Regions from separate parts of the Mus musculus genome. Here all the other regions are linked to region 3. Evidence: chromatin loops called from intact Hi-C (ENCODE). Cell type or tissue: heart. All regions are shown on one strand.

Evidence for each region. A loop is a pair of places that touch in the nucleus more often than their neighbours do. Peaks named below come from ENCODE experiments on the same cell type or tissue, not always from the same donor. Only the 100,000 strongest peaks of a DNase experiment are listed, where the experiment ranks them.
Region 1: a loop joins it to region 3, with 2.3 times the contacts of the local background. A loop is called at or near these places in 7 of 42 quality-filtered maps.
Region 2: it touches region 3 in a loop (2.9-fold over the local background); 28 of 42 quality-filtered maps call a loop at or near these places.

What each region holds. Positions count from the first base shown.
Region 1 is chr8:18,843,490-18,848,489 of GRCm38, forward strand. Agpat5 (1-acylglycerol-3-phosphate O-acyltransferase 5 (lysophosphatidic acid acyltransferase, epsilon)) reads left to right here and starts at 2,790. Exons shown (of 8, transcript NM_026792.3): 1 at 2,790-3,289. The coding sequence starts at 3,071. In heart, a CTCF peak has its summit at 3,037; a DNase peak (open chromatin) is centred at 2,812; H3K4me3 peaks cover 2,874 bases; H3K27ac peaks cover 1,821 bases.
Region 2 is chr8:18,619,558-18,624,557 of GRCm38, forward strand. Mcph1 (microcephaly, primary autosomal recessive 1) reads left to right here. Exons shown (of 14, transcript NM_173189.3): 4 at 3,050-3,137. Among named protein-coding and RNA genes, the nearest start is that of Gm25763, 7.9 kb to the left of the region's middle. In heart, a CTCF peak has its summit at 2,131 (motif pointing right); a DNase peak (open chromatin) is centred at 2,234; H3K27ac peaks cover 1,404 bases.
Region 3 is chr8:18,918,653-18,923,652 of GRCm38, forward strand. No RefSeq gene overlaps it. Among named protein-coding and RNA genes, the nearest start is that of Gm35934, 19 kb to the left of the region's middle. In heart, no CTCF peak of the experiment used is centred here; a DNase peak (open chromatin) is centred at 2,739.

The DNA of each region.
Region 1 (5,000 bases), 75 kb before region 3:
GATGGATGGCTTCTTCCAGGTCCTCCAGACTTGAGACAATAGCTTGGCAGATTAAAACAAAGGTCTTGTTGACTTTTGTCTCCCCACCAGCGGGCCCCCTGCTGATGGACTGGTTCAACCAGTTCAAAGCTTGATGAAGACTTGTCAGACAACAGTCTGAGCCAATCTCCTGTCCTATATTTCTTCAAACTGACCAACCCTAATTAATTAATTAATTAGGGGAGGAAGACTCTTCAGAGGCTTAGAACATTCAGCCTTTGAAAAGACACTGGATGTTTTTGGCCGAGTCTCTGCTCTGCAGTGTATTTCTTTCTTTTTCTTTCTGTACATCTGCTGTCTCCCATGTGTTTCCTCAATCCCTAATAAACACCTTTCTTCAACTGCTGATTCTGTCTGTGAGGTGTTTGAGATTTCTCTGGTGCCTTAAGGGGGAAAAAAAACTGATCAAGATCTCTAGATTTTATCATCTTCAAGCCTCACCTTGGTTTTTGTTCCTGAAGACTATCACACTGTCATCCTCGGCAGCCAGAGGAGTTCCCCTGGATTTTAGGGACTTCAGCTCGGGCTAAACCAGGATTAGTGGATTTGATGTTGAAAAGAATTTATAGTGAAACATAGCTGGGAATTTTATTACAGGTATTTTAATGTAAGCTTAAGCATAAAGGGTTTTTGTTTTTTTTTTTTTTTTTTTGGTTAAAAAAAACACACAGGCTCACATTGTTAGTATTATCCAGATAAGCTATAGTGGTTCTCAGATTGTGCATCTAAGAGTCACCAGAACACCTTCCTATTTGTCTAGTTTTACAGCTATCTGTGTGTATGGGTGCATGCCATGGACACCTGTAGAGGTCACAGGACAATCTCCAATTCACTTTCTCCTTCCACCACATGGGCTCTGTAATCACTAAGGTTTGTCAATCCTGAGTACAGATGTTCAGAACCATCTTACTGTCTCCTCTCTTCTGATAAAACATGAGGTGGCCCCAGAGACGTTTTAGACAGGGTTATAATCTGATAAGGGAAAAGCCACATGTCCTTTCCTTACAAATGTAATTTCTACAGACATTCCTAGAAAATTGAAACTTTATGGTTGGGAAAGGAGAGGGGGCCCTCAGGTACCTTGTTTTTCTGTTGACAAAAGTTGACTCTTAACATTGTCAAGTAAATGCTCCCACAAATGGATCATCTGACTATTTGCAGAATGTCATAGGCCAACAGAGAGAGAACCCCTGAATTTCCAGAGACCTTCAGGTTGGCTCAGTCCCTTCTTTTTTGATGTGTACCTCAATTCCTGTCTTCCTGAACTCTTGTTTGCCAATCTGAATCTACAGTCTATCTGTCAAACAATTCCTTTGTCTGGACTGGTCTGCTGAACTGACAGTGAATTGTCTTGACAGTTCCTTTGCCTGCCCTTTTACCTCTGCATCTTCATTAAACTGGACAGTTTGTCATATCTGTGACCCACCAACAGCTGCTTTTCCCCTAAAGCTGGGTTTGTGGTTCATGTTATCGTGACAGACACTCTTATAGCCCTGTCAGTTCTCCAGCACTGGCTTCCCAAGGCTTTTAAAACTCCTTTCTTCTTTCTAACTCTTTGTAGTCACTGTAACCTATATATGCATATGTAAACAGAGATATACTTACAGAGTGATGTATGTGTGATCTGAGAGTTAATATTAGTAATTAAGACTGCAATAAAAGAACCTGTGTTTCCCTTAGCAAGGGCTACAGAGTAAAGTGGGCCTCTCTGGTGCCAGCGAAGCCACTGTACTTAGTGAAATTTATTGTCATTCAATACATTCTGATATCGTGTAAACTCCTAAGCACGTCCATCTGACATAGTGTGCTAATGACAGGAGTCACCTGTATGCCTTATGAAGCGCATCTCAGAGGTGATGGGAAAGAAACATGGGGCAAAAGATGAAGGGAAATCCAAGGCAAGGAAGCAGAGACACAGGCGTCAGTGGTGTGGAAAGGGAGAAAACTAGGGGCAGAATAAGTGACCTTAGGGTCACTTAGAGAAACCAACACACACACACACACCCACATATTTAAAACGTACTTTATACAGATCTGAGCGTGCGCACTGACCTGTTTCCTTCTATACCTTCTTGTATAGAATTATCTGGTCTCCACTAGTTAGGGCAGTGAAAGGACCTGGGCCCCTGGATAAGTTTTTGCTGTTACTTAACTATTCTAGTTTTCTGGAGGGAAGAGAACTTATGGATCCTACATGTATAGGGAAATACTTTCCTACACATTGAAAAGAAGAAATGTAGGATATTAGGAAAACGCACAGTAGAAACAAGTTAAAGAGCAAGAGGTTATTAAAGGGCAAAAGTTAAGGCTTTGAAAGATTTAATACAAGGAGGTGACAGTCCCGTGAAAGGTGAACCAAGGGTACAGGAGACGGACCCAGCCTCATTCTGCAACAGCCAAGAGGAGGGAAGGTGTGCTTCCTATGCACGTGGGGGCACGGGTGGCCCTCCGGCACGCGAAGACGCTGCAGTTGTCCATAACCTGCGGCATCGAGCTCCTCCTGTGCTCCACGACTTAGTCGGCTCACGCGTGTCTTGCAGGAAGCATCCTCGTGTCTCCACGCAGCTCTCGCACGCCAGCACAGGCCAAAACCCACCACCTCACTTCTTCCCGGGCTCATCCCCAGCCAGCATTCGCAGTCGAGCATGCGTCGTGACGAGGCCAAGGGACCGAGCCAATCAGAACACGTATTACGCCCATAAGTCGGCCAATCAGGAGGCGCCTTATTACCCGGGAGCCTTGCTTCACCCCGCCTCCCCGCTGACAAGCACGGGTCGCGCGGAGCAAAGCGAGCACCCCGAGGCGAGTGCGCCCGGCAAGCCGAGGCGTGCCCTTTCCAAGGCGGCGAGCAGAGGCCGTCACTGTCCCCGCCGGGTCCCGGGCCCCCGCGGCCCATGCTGGGGGCGGAGCCAGGGCGGAGGGCGGCGGCGCGGCCGGCCCCGCGCAGTGATTGGCGGGCGGCCGGCGGTGGCTGAGGTCCTGGTGGCCGCGCGGGCAACGCAGGCGGAGTCGCGGCTGGCGAGCCGAGAGGATGCTGCTGTCCCTGGTGCTCCACACGTACTCTATGCGCTACCTGCTCCCCAGCGTCCTGTTGCTGGGCTCGGCGCCCACCTACCTGCTGGCCTGGACGCTGTGGCGGGTGCTCTCCGCGCTGATGCCCGCCCGCCTGTACCAGCGCGTGGACGACCGGCTTTACTGCGTCTACCAGAACATGGTGCTCTTCTTCTTCGAGAACTACACCGGGGTCCAGGTGAGGCGCGGCCGCGCAGGGCTGCGTGCGAGCCCTCCCCGCGGCCGGGGCGGCGCTTGCAACCCGGGCGAACACTCGCAGCCCGGCGAGCACGTGCCGCAGCTCACGGCCTCCCGCCGCGGGGGGAAGTTTCTGGTTCTCACTTCGGGGTTCCTTCTGGAACGTCCTGCTGAGGCTGAGTGTGTTCCCGGGTCCGCCCCACCCCCGCCCCGGGCCGGCTGTTACTGCCCATCTCAGTGCCTGCCAAAGTAGGGCACTGAGTCCGAGGTGGTGATGCTGGGACTGGCTTCATTTGCACTTCCGAGGTCTTTTAGATTAGCAAGACCTCTAGGCGCTGACCAAAGTGACAGCTGTGAAGGACGACTCCTGCCTTGGGTTCCTCCCGGGTGAAAGCGAGGGCCTAGGGAGGAAATGAATACATTGGTTACAATAGGAGCCTCACTGTCGATACAGTTCTCTTCAGCTTGGACTGGGCTTCAATGTGGGCTGATCTCTTGTCAGATTGCTTTCTTCCTGCTACTGTTTCTTTCTTTCTTTCCACCCCTCCCTCCCCCCCCCCCGCCCCGTGGAGATTGAACTCTGAAAACAATAAAGAGTAGAAAGCTCTCCTAATGTGAATTCGTTATATGACATCCCATAAAAACCTACAGTTGTACTTCCTTTTTGGTTTTCAGTTTCAAAGAAGAGCTCTGTTTGGGTTCTCCCAGATGTATCTATGACTTTCCCCCCCATTTCTCAGTTCTTTTCATTCTGTGTTAGGGGGGTACTTTGGCGACTGGATCCCTTACTGAGTTTTGCGCCAGTTGGAGATTATGTCTGAGGTAGGGAATTAAGACCTCTCTGAATCACTATCTTTTTAAATGTTTTCCTAGGGAATAGGAAAATCACTGTTGCACATCAAGGTTTCTGAAAAATTGACTTTTAGAATAGGATTTCATTCAGAATTTTTAGGAACCCCCACACTGATGGTTTCAAACCTCCCTCTTACTTTACTAAGTTTGTCAAGTGAATGTATGGTCTAATCGTGGATAAGTATTTAATTTCACTAGCAGAAGGGACAAGACAGCGGGGAGCACAACTTAAAGTTGCTGACCTTGCACATGACAAGTACCCCTCAGACGCTCAGGGACCTCTACTCAAGTGCCACCTATATTCTTGCTGCAGAGACGTTAGGATGAGTCAGAATGAAGCAAAGTTAGTGAGTTTATTGATTGGGAGAGAGGACACGCACTTGAGGGGAGTCAAGTGCAAACCTTATTACCCCCCACCCAGGCTACAGCAGCTGTTTTCTAAGTGATTTTAGGGCTTTTAAGTTAACGCCTTAAAACTAAGATTAAGGAGAAGAGAAGGAAAAAAATGAGTTCTTCTATTCTTTCCAATAATGAGCTCTAAAAAAAAAAGAAGCAAACCAGGATCTCACACTGTAGTCTTGGTGGGCAGGAACTCTATGTAGACCTCACAGGCCTCAAGTTCACAGAGATCTGCCTGCCTCTGTCTCCAGAGTGTTAGGACTAAAGGCATGTACCGCCATGTCTGGATTAAACTCTTTTAGTTATATGAAATTTAAAACGGATTCATGGCGGTACTGAACAGTTTACATATGAGGGAGAAATGTGGTTAGGCAGTAATATGGATCAAAATAAAATCAAAGTAATTAGCTGATCACTGGTCACAAGAGTTTGAGATGTGAGCTTGTCTTCTGCCTTAGGTC
Region 2 (5,000 bases), 300 kb before region 3:
CTGTCACATAGAGCTTTTTCCCTTCCTCCTGTGCTGCCTGCCATCCCAATGTCCAAAGCTCTTGGCTTCTAGTTATCTCACATGGACATAAGAATTCCACCCTGGTGTTAGGAGAGTGGGTGTTTCTAGGCACCCATGTCCAGACATGCTCACCTGCTCCTCTCTCTTGTGCTCCCCACTCCCGCTGGGGAGGACCTGGAGTCCTTGACTTCTGCACCTCTGCTAGGCCTGGACTTCCTTTTGTTTGTTTGGTTGGTTACTTTCCAGTTCTGCAGGCAGCTCTTACCCACTCCTTGTTTTCATTAGTTTATGTCCCATTTGTTTTCTTTTACTGTTATTTTATTGGGATCTGGTGGACGAAGAGAAAATCGTGCACTTGTTCTGTCGTTTAACCCAGATGACAAAACCTGTTTTATTCCCTAAACATTGCTTAGTTATTATCTCAGGGCCCTGTTGTGCCTACTCTGTTACTGTCAATCTTCAGTGGTCCCTTGGGTACTCTCTTGCTCCTGAAACCTATTGTTTGGGTGACCTATTTGTGACACTTCCTTCAATACCTCTTTCCTTAGATAGAACCTGCAGGGGCAGGAGGTCAGCTCTTAAGCATAGCAAAATGTCCGCAGGGAGACCAGAACTCTGTGTGATGGTCTCTCATAACTGGGGTTGTCTGCCTGATCTTTCTCAAAGCATTGGTGGTATGTAGGAAAGTTACTTATTTGGTTTTTATGTTGATTTTGTATCTGTCACTTTGCTAACATGTTTATCAGGGCATTTATGCTGGAGGCTTTATGGTTCCTTAATAGATAATATCTTCTAGAAATAAGAACACTGACTTCTTCCTATGCTACTTGTATTCTTTTTATTTACCTCTCTTGTCTTATTGTTCTTTCTAAAAGTCCATTCCTCTTTTAAGGTAGGGTCTCATTACGTAACTCTGGCTGACCTGGAACTTGCTCTGTAGACCAGGTTGACTATGAACTCACTCTACCTCTGCCTGAGTGCTGGGATTAAAAGCGTGAAGCACCATGCCTGGATTTATAGTTTGTATTCTTTCACTTGAAATATATACATGCTCAAGTGGGACTGGTTTGTAGGAAGATGGAAGTGTCATTCCTTCCTAGTGGATTGTGAGTGTTGTGAACTATCTATAGACAGATGGCAGCAGCCACAACTGCCAGAGAGGCTTGCTGCAAACATTGTAATTTTGTAAATATTATTATTATTATTATTATTATTATTATTATTACAAGTCATTCCTGTAACTTCAGTAACTGTTTAGAGATGGTGAAGCTGAGGTAGGCTGTATATGTGGAGATTCTAAGGTGGACCATAAGGACAGGGAGATAGGCTGGTAGATGTGGAGACACTAAGGTGGGCCATAAGGGCTGGTAGGTGTAGAGACACTAAGGTGGGCCATAAGGACAGGGATGAGCTAGATCGACTGGGGAAGTAGTGAGTGAGATTAGATAGAAAGGATGGGCCTGTGTCCGTGAGGATCAACAGGATAGATTATAGCTACAGAGGGTCAGTTAAGAGGAGGAGGGTGTGGAGAAGAGAGGAAATGAGGTAGGAATGAGAGGAGAGACTGGGCTATGCACAGAATAATTATTATCGTACACTATCAAAGTCAAAGCAAGACCATGAAAACATATTTATGCAGGACGGAGAGATGGCTCAGAGCACTGGCTGTTCTTATAGGGGACCTGGGCTCAATTCCCAGTACCCACAAGGCTCTACTCATAGCTGTCTCAGGCCCTCTTCTGGTCTCTATGGATACAATGCAAACAAATGGTGCACAAAAAACCATGCAGACAAAACACTTGTACCCATAAGATGAAATAAAAATAAATGTAAAAAGACATTTGTGGAACTTGAAAAACAAAGACAGTGAAAATACTGTTAGAATTATCATATATGTCAGTCAATGTTTCTGCCCTGGAGGGATGGGTTTTGAGTCCCTCCCCTCCCTATGATGTCTCAGGTAGCAGCAGACTACTAATGAGAGAGGTGCTGCTTGTTGTTCTAGTTCATACTTTCAAACCCCATTTGTGAGGATGCAGTGTCCTAGAGAATTTAAAACCAAACCAAACCAAACAAAACAGTTACCTTTGGGACCAAGTTTCCGCCCTTTTGCCAGTAGGTGTCACACCCTCCTTGCATTTTCCCAGCCCTCTTCGCAGAATGGTGCTGTTGGGAAATTTCCCTGTCCTTGTTCCACGCGTGCGAGATGGTGACACTTCCCACTGGGTTGGCTGAATTTGAATATCAGCTACTGGTGTAAGCACGCCTGTGCAGTTGTATGCCTTGTTATCTGGGTATCCCCTTCATGCCTGGGCTCTGGCTGCCTGTTGCTGTGTGCTTCCATGTCCGCTTAGTTTTACATCTGGCCAGTGATTACTCACTTCTGAGCTGGGCAGAAATTTCCCATGACCAGGAGGTCAGTCACCTGTGGAGTTTGGAGGGTGCTTCCCTCCTGGAGAAGTACTTCCAGGATGCCCATGTACAGTCTCACTTCAGGCTTGCTCTGATGTGTGACACATCAGCCACTGTCTCCACAGCCTGTTGATCTTGAACCCATCAGCCTGGGTGGATATTCTAACCCCTGGTTGTGTCTCAGAAGCCTGCCCCACCTCTCTCCAGCTGGATGGTTCCTGCATCTCCGTGTAGGGAATGTAGGGGTGTGGGGAATGCTGATTCTGTCTTGGCAATGCTTGGGATTGAACCCAGTTTGTCACATGTGCTGTATAAACACCCCAACATGCTCTCAGTCACTGGGGAGATCCTTGAAATACATCCACCTTCCTCATTCCCCAAGTGCTTGGATTACAGGTGTGTACTAATATGCCTGGCTTTCTTCTGCTTTTGCATTGGACAGAGAAGACCATGTAAAGAAGACTTTGGGAAATCTAATATATACTAACTTATATTTTGCATGTACTATAGAAGTATATTAGCTTTGAACCTGCTGTCTGATAGATCCCCAGTTCTTAGGTTGCATGTGTATAGCAAAGACAGTTGCTCACTGGGCTACCTTGTCTTGGTTCTACAGATGCAGGATGGCTGGAGCACTTGTTGATGAGTCTTTGTTCCCTGCAGTGAATACCGATGAACATCTACCAAACTTAAGTAGAAAAAAAGTAAGTATGTGATTTCTTTGAGGACAGGGTGGTTTTGAATGTATGAACCCTTGTATTTTTATTCCTACAAATTATACTTGCACAAATATGTTCTGAGTATCTTAAGCATGCCAATGAGTTCATTGCTATTTTTGCATAAAATTTCTAGATAACTGTAGAGGATTTTTGTATTTTAGTTTTTTGTTCTTTTCTTTAGTTTATGAATGCTTTGGTGTAATCTATAGGAAATGGAAAAGATTGTAGTTAGCCTTGAGAAATTAAAATGTGCCCCAAGGCTAGGCAGCCTTTAGTTGCTTTGTTGTTTCTTTTCTTTTTTATTACATTTTTATTTTATGTGTTTGTGTGTTTTGCCTACTATATCTCTGTCCTTGCACTACATGCAAGCCTGACACCCATGGAGGACAGTAGAGGGCATTAGATCTCCAGGAGCTAGAGTTGCACATGGTTGTAGGCCACCAAGTGGGTGCTGAGAATTAAATGCAGGGCCTTCTCAAGAGCAATCAGTGCTCCCAACTGCGGAGCCATTTCTCCAGCCCCCTGGTGTTTCTTAAGTGTAGTGCACTAGGAAGTATCAAAGCACTTGGTTCTCACACAGGAACTGCTGTTAGATTTAATGACCTAATCAAGATTGAATCCAGTGGGTGAGAACTGCATACTTCTACAGAGTAAAAGCAGTATCTGCGGGCTCTCCTGTGCTTCTAGAAGATAGTGCATGACTTATATCCATCATGGTTACTGCAGTAAGCCAGGTGCCAGAACAGTGGTGACGCAGCAGCCCCATGGCTTCTCTTCTGATTCTGGGCAGTTCTTGACTGTGACATGCTGAAGTGAAAGACTTGGGAAAACGCATGCAGAGGACATGGTTTTTCTTTAAGATGCTTAGTAAGCTCAGGCCCAGCAGGCATCGCTGATGTTTCTTGCCTCTGATACTTCAGCTTGAGTAGTGACCTGGGTAAGAGCCCGCCGGCTTACTGCGTGTTAGCGCATGTACCTGCTGCTCACAGTGTCGCTCTGCTAAGCGAGCTCTTCACTTGGCCAGGCTGCCTTTTCTTCACCGTGTAATAGTGTGGTTTTGATAAGCTAATTTTATGTTGCACTTTGTGAGTGGACCTTTCCTGAATATACTCATAGGTAGTCAGTTTCTACAAAAGGGGTTACGTGTGAGATGTGCATTTACTACTTGTGCTCACAAACAAAATAAAGATGGAACTGTTGGCTCACTGTGCAAATAACCTTAAATTTTGTGATCTCATCAATAGTGTGCAAGGGCACCTCTATCTTATCCAGTGCCATTGTGCTATCTTTAATCTTTGTCTAGTCTGATGCACAAATAGTGACTGCCTGCATCTGACACTTAGCAATTCTGAAAGCCTTCCTTATTCCAAATGCAATTGCAAGTTAAACATGACTTGAGAAAAATCATTTTAGTGCTTGGTGGCGGGGGGGGGGGGGGAGGGGGAGACAATTTCTGCTGTCTCCCTCTCCTGCTGCCCTAGGCTCACCATGGCGTTCTGCTCAGGAAGGAGTTTAAACACATCATCATTTTATCTGTTCCCTTTGTCTGGATCATGCTCCCCTCAGGTCCATTCACCAGACTGCCCTCCCAGCGATCAGGTGACTCTGTGCAGATGTCACCTTGCTACAGTCCCTTCTAACCCTGTGCTGTGTAGAAGGTGTGCAGATGTCTTCTTGCCACAGTCCTCTCTAACCCTGTGCTGTAGTAGTAGGTCTTTCTGCTTGAGGCTGTTGTCCTGCTTCTGTCACCCTGTGACCTCAGTTTCCGTTCCAAGGCGCTTTATGGATTTGGAACCATTGCTGCTTTGAGATTCTGGGAATTTTTTTTTTTATTATTTTAAAGCAACT
Region 3 (5,000 bases):
GTTTGAGGAGGTGCTTGCTGGGAACGTGGGTTTGCTGTGCTCAGTTGGGCTGGTTTTCATTCAGTGCACGCTTTCCTTGACTTGCCATCAAAATGCAGAGGTAGAAGAAAACCGGTTTGTTAACTTCTCAGGAATAGGAGGCCAGCTGCGGGAAGACTTAAGAGTCAAAATCCCCAGCAAAGATGTGAATTCAAGCCTCTGCTATGTTTTCACTATCCTACCAGGAGTCAAACATGCGCACTCACTCTCTTTCAGTCCCGGCTAAGCCACCTCCTCCAGGAAACCCTCCATGTTGTCCTCAATCTTATTAGCAACACCCTTTCTTCTGTGGGGTGGAGTGTGTGCTCAGCACCAATGGGACGATGGGATTGATTTGCCTTTATGCTTGTTACAGTGACTCACCCTGTGGCAGAGTTCTCTAATCCAGAAGATCTGGGGCGTGCTTCCTAAACACAGGTTGTCTCTTGTGGTTATTGCTTTTGAGTTTTTATTCTTTCAGGGGCTGTAAACAAATACATTTTAGGCTCACGGCATAATTGAGCAGAAACCACACATTTCTCTGATACACCACGGGTCCCCCTCTGACCCACAAGTCTTTGCACTCTCAGCATCCCACCACACCAGAGGGGTGTGTTTGTCATCATCCTTGAGCTGCATTAACATCACTGTCATCCAGAGCCCGGTGCCTACCCCAGCTCATTTGTAGCATTGCATGTTTTCTCTGACTTTAGACAAGTGTGTGACACTACCCACCAGAGTGCTGGAGACAGGCGTGTCTGCTCCCAAACTCACTCTGATCTGTCTGCTCATGACTCTGCCCCAACCATTTGGCAACCACCGGCTTTCCACGGTATCAGTAGTTTTGCATTTTCAATGTTAGGTCCTTGAAATCATAATGGATAGACATGCATCCTTTTAAGATCCTCCGTTCATATGCTTTAAGTTCACTCCATATAGTTCCCCCTTTCTCTATGTACCTGTACATGATGTATATGTATATATGATATATATATGATGTATATGTATATGATGTATATATATGATGTATATGTTATATGACTATCACATACATAGTACATGATATACATGAATATGTATATGGTGTATATAAATATGTATATGATGTATAAGAATATGTATATGATGTATACGAATATGCATATGATGTATATGTATGTGTATATGTATATGATGTATATGTGTATATGATGTATATGTATGTGAATGTATATGATATATATGAATATGTATATGATGCATATATATATATATATATACATATATATATATATACACACACACATGTATATTTGTGGGGTGCAAGGAATTGCAGGGCCTTGCACATGCTAGGAAAACACTTCATTACTGAGCTGTAACTCCATCCCTGTGTGTAGGTTTTTCGTGTACACAGTAGTTCTCAATTCCTGGGGTAAACGTCCAGAAACACAAGTGCAGATCCTGAAGCTGACAAGTGCTTAGTTGTATGAGAAATTGCCAACCCATCTTCCAAAGAGTCTGCTTCATTTTGCTCTCCTGCCTTCAATGTGGGAGTGTCCATGCCCGCACTACCCAGTGCTCTCTGTGTTCTGGGTTTGCCTGTTCTAAGAGACATGTCAAGGCATATCCCTGTTGTCTCTTTCACTTTTTTTCCAGTTGTCCTGTGGCCAGGAGTGTCTTCTTGTAGGTTTAATTGTCTCTCAAAGCATCTCTCCAATACAATGGTGCTCTCCAGGAGGGCCCCTCCAGGAGGGCCCCGAAACTCAGCACTATGTGTGCCTTCTTGAAAGCCCCCCCTTTTAATAAAAAAAAGACTTTTATTTATTTATTTATTTAATGTATGTGAGTGTCAGGTGTGTCACTGTCTTCAGACACACCAGAAGAAGGCATCATATCCCCATTATAGATGGTTGTAAGCCACCATGTAGTTGCTGGGAATTGAACTCAGCACCTCTAGAAGAGCAGACAGTGCTCTTAACCACTGAACCATCTCTCCAGCCCAAACTTCTCTTAAGAAGATTGAATTAGATCCTTTCCTCGTTGCTAAGACAAGATACCTGGTGAGAAGATGTAGGCATGGAAGGGCTTGTGTTGACTCGCGGGGGTGGAACAACCCATCACTATGGGGAAAGCATAGCAGCAGGACCTTGAAGTGGCTAGTCACATGGCATCTGCCATCAAGAAGCATAGTTGAAGGATGACACTCGGCTCAGGTTCTCCTTCCTTCAGTCGGGGACCTCAGCCCATGGGATGCGGGCATCACTGCATTTATAGTGGGTCTTCTCATTATAGAAACTCTCTCAAAGACCTGCCCAGAGGTTCGTCTCCTAGGGAATTCTAGATCCTACCACACTGACAATATTAACTATATAATATATGTGTGTGTACATACATACATACATACATACATACATACATAGTTTCTTTTCTAAAATCTATGTCTAAGCATTGAAGCACTGGCTAGAAGACATTAAAGTAATCCAGCCAGGTCACTGTAGCAACTTCCTGAACTCAAGGCAAGGATCTGGTTGGAAAAACACCATCACAGCCAAAGAACAAATACAGAAACTGGGAAATGCCACCTTTGGTGTGCATGCTACCCAGGAATCAGGTGCAAACAATGACCAGGGGTCAGATAGTTAATAGAGAGCTGGTTCTTGTGTCACTCACTCACACTTAAAGACTTCAGCCAAGGCCAAGCTGGCCTGGCGTCGTCCCTCACACCATTAACAGGGAGGTCTCTGAAACACTGGAACAGGCCCAGAGCAGAAACGTGTTGGGACACTTCCTCTACACTTCAGCAGGACAAACATCTATTCTGGGTTTGGGCTGTTTCCAAGTTGGGTTACAAGATGATAAACAATAGGGATTTTGGAGGGGAGGGGGAGCGAGTGAGATTTTTTAACTGGGTACTTTCGCAAAAGCACAATTAACACAGTACTTGAAGAAACGATCAAGTAGAATAGTTAGGGATGTGAAGGATTGTCTGCGGTTGTAAAAAACATTTCCCACCATGGTTCTTGTTTATCCCTTGGATGTTTGGGAAGACCTGCCGAGGCCATATTTTTGTCTAGTCATTTGTGTTTCCCATAGACTCCGAGAACTTTCTTTTATAGACTATCAATAATTATCCATCTGACTCTGAGGGTAAGAAATGGAAAGTAGAAAGTTCAAGAAATCAATTAGCCGGCTTAAATTTGCTGAGAAATCCGGGACGGTGTTCAGGACTGAAACTTACAAAAGTAAATCAACATAGGATGGCAAAGTAAATTAACCCGGATGACAAAATGAAAGGAAGAGCTCCGATACAGCCTCATAAATTTCCTGCTCCATGCATTTCGAGTCTCCAGTTCCTAATAAAATTCTCATGAGAACGGAGTACTGCTTCATAAAAGCCCCCGAACTTGCCCCATGAGAACTGGCTGGTTTATAAGGCCACATGGGTTCAAGGCTGTGGTTTATTTATTAAAAATTTCTCAGTAAATATATCATAGTTGACTGGTGACTGCCCTGAGATCATGGGGAGGCCATGTTTCATTCCTCCTGCCCCCAAACCAGGAAGGAAAACAAGAAAAAGCACGTCAGGAACTCTCTGAAGAAACCATAGCTTTTCACTGAAGAAAGTTCTAGGCTCCTTTTGTTTACCTTCAGTCCAGAGACCTCAACCTCTTTCTTCGCCCACCCCTCCCCCTCCCTTCTCCTCCCCATCTCCCTTCTCTTCCCCTTCCCCAACTGATAGGGTCTCATTCAGCCCAAGCTATGTAGCTAAGGATGACCTTGAAATTCTGATCCTCCCATCTCCACTTAAGTTCTAGGATTATGCAATCCCCAGGGCTCAAACCTACAGCTTTGTGCATGTTAGGCAAGGAGTCAACTGACTGAGCGGCATCTCCAGTCCTGGATATGTGTTTAAATGACATGGTGAAGCCAATGCACTCATAGCTCACATAGCTCTCTCAGAGGGAGGCCTTCCTACTGCCTGAGAGGGACACTGGTGAATACATGTGAATACAATGTAGTCTCAATCTGGGCCAAGTAAAGACTTCACTAAAAAGCTGACATGGATCTTGGATGGTCCTAAGACAGTGTCTGTCATGATCATCCCAGCTTAGAGGAAGGGAAGTTTCACACAGAAACGTCAACCCTTGCTGAAGTTATGGACCTTGTCAGGGTCAGAGTAGGGTGGTGAGCCCAGGCCAGCAAACCTCGGTGTGATGTGTGGGCTCACAGGACTAGATGTAGGGAGATGTCCTGTGTGGTGTCTCAGGCGCTTTTATCATTTTGACCCCACTTACCCTGACTTCTTTTCAAATAAACCCATGTTTGGGGTGTCCTGATTGAGCCCAAAGGGACATAGATACACGCACGTAGGGGCTTTTTGTTCCCTCTCGTATGTACCATTGTTGAGGACAATGAGGCTCATCTATGTATACACACGACACAGCGGTGTCTCCAACCTTCATGGTTCATGTTAGCTCTAAACATGTGGGCTTGTCTGGAGCCAAGCCTGAGTGAGTTGGCTCTGCATGCAGGTATCTGCTGAAGTCTATTCTTGGGGTTCGATGCATTACCCTGGAGTTCATTGGCCTGAGTTCCACGTCTTGTTCTGTCTCCAATATGTGAATCAACCTTTCTATGGGAATCTCCCTCTAACCAAAAGTAGTAAGAATGGCCTATGTCTGGACGGCATGCCCAGCGCTCCCACACAAAGACACCCACTCACACACTTCAGTGGACAAGAGCAGGTTGTGTGATATGGCTGAGAAAACTTAATTATGAAGTTTCTTAAAAGTTACAGTTTGTTATTTATGGTAATTTTAGATTCATGGAAGAATTGGACCAAAGATGCAAAGGGCACAGGTAAGTCCTCTTCTTTTGTACACACAGCCTCTGTGGTTATGAACATCTCCGTCTGAGGCTCACAGTCTTTGGACACAACAGTATCTCAGAATCACTGTTTTCAGTAGTGTTGGTCACTCTCAGTATTATAAACCCGAGGCTTT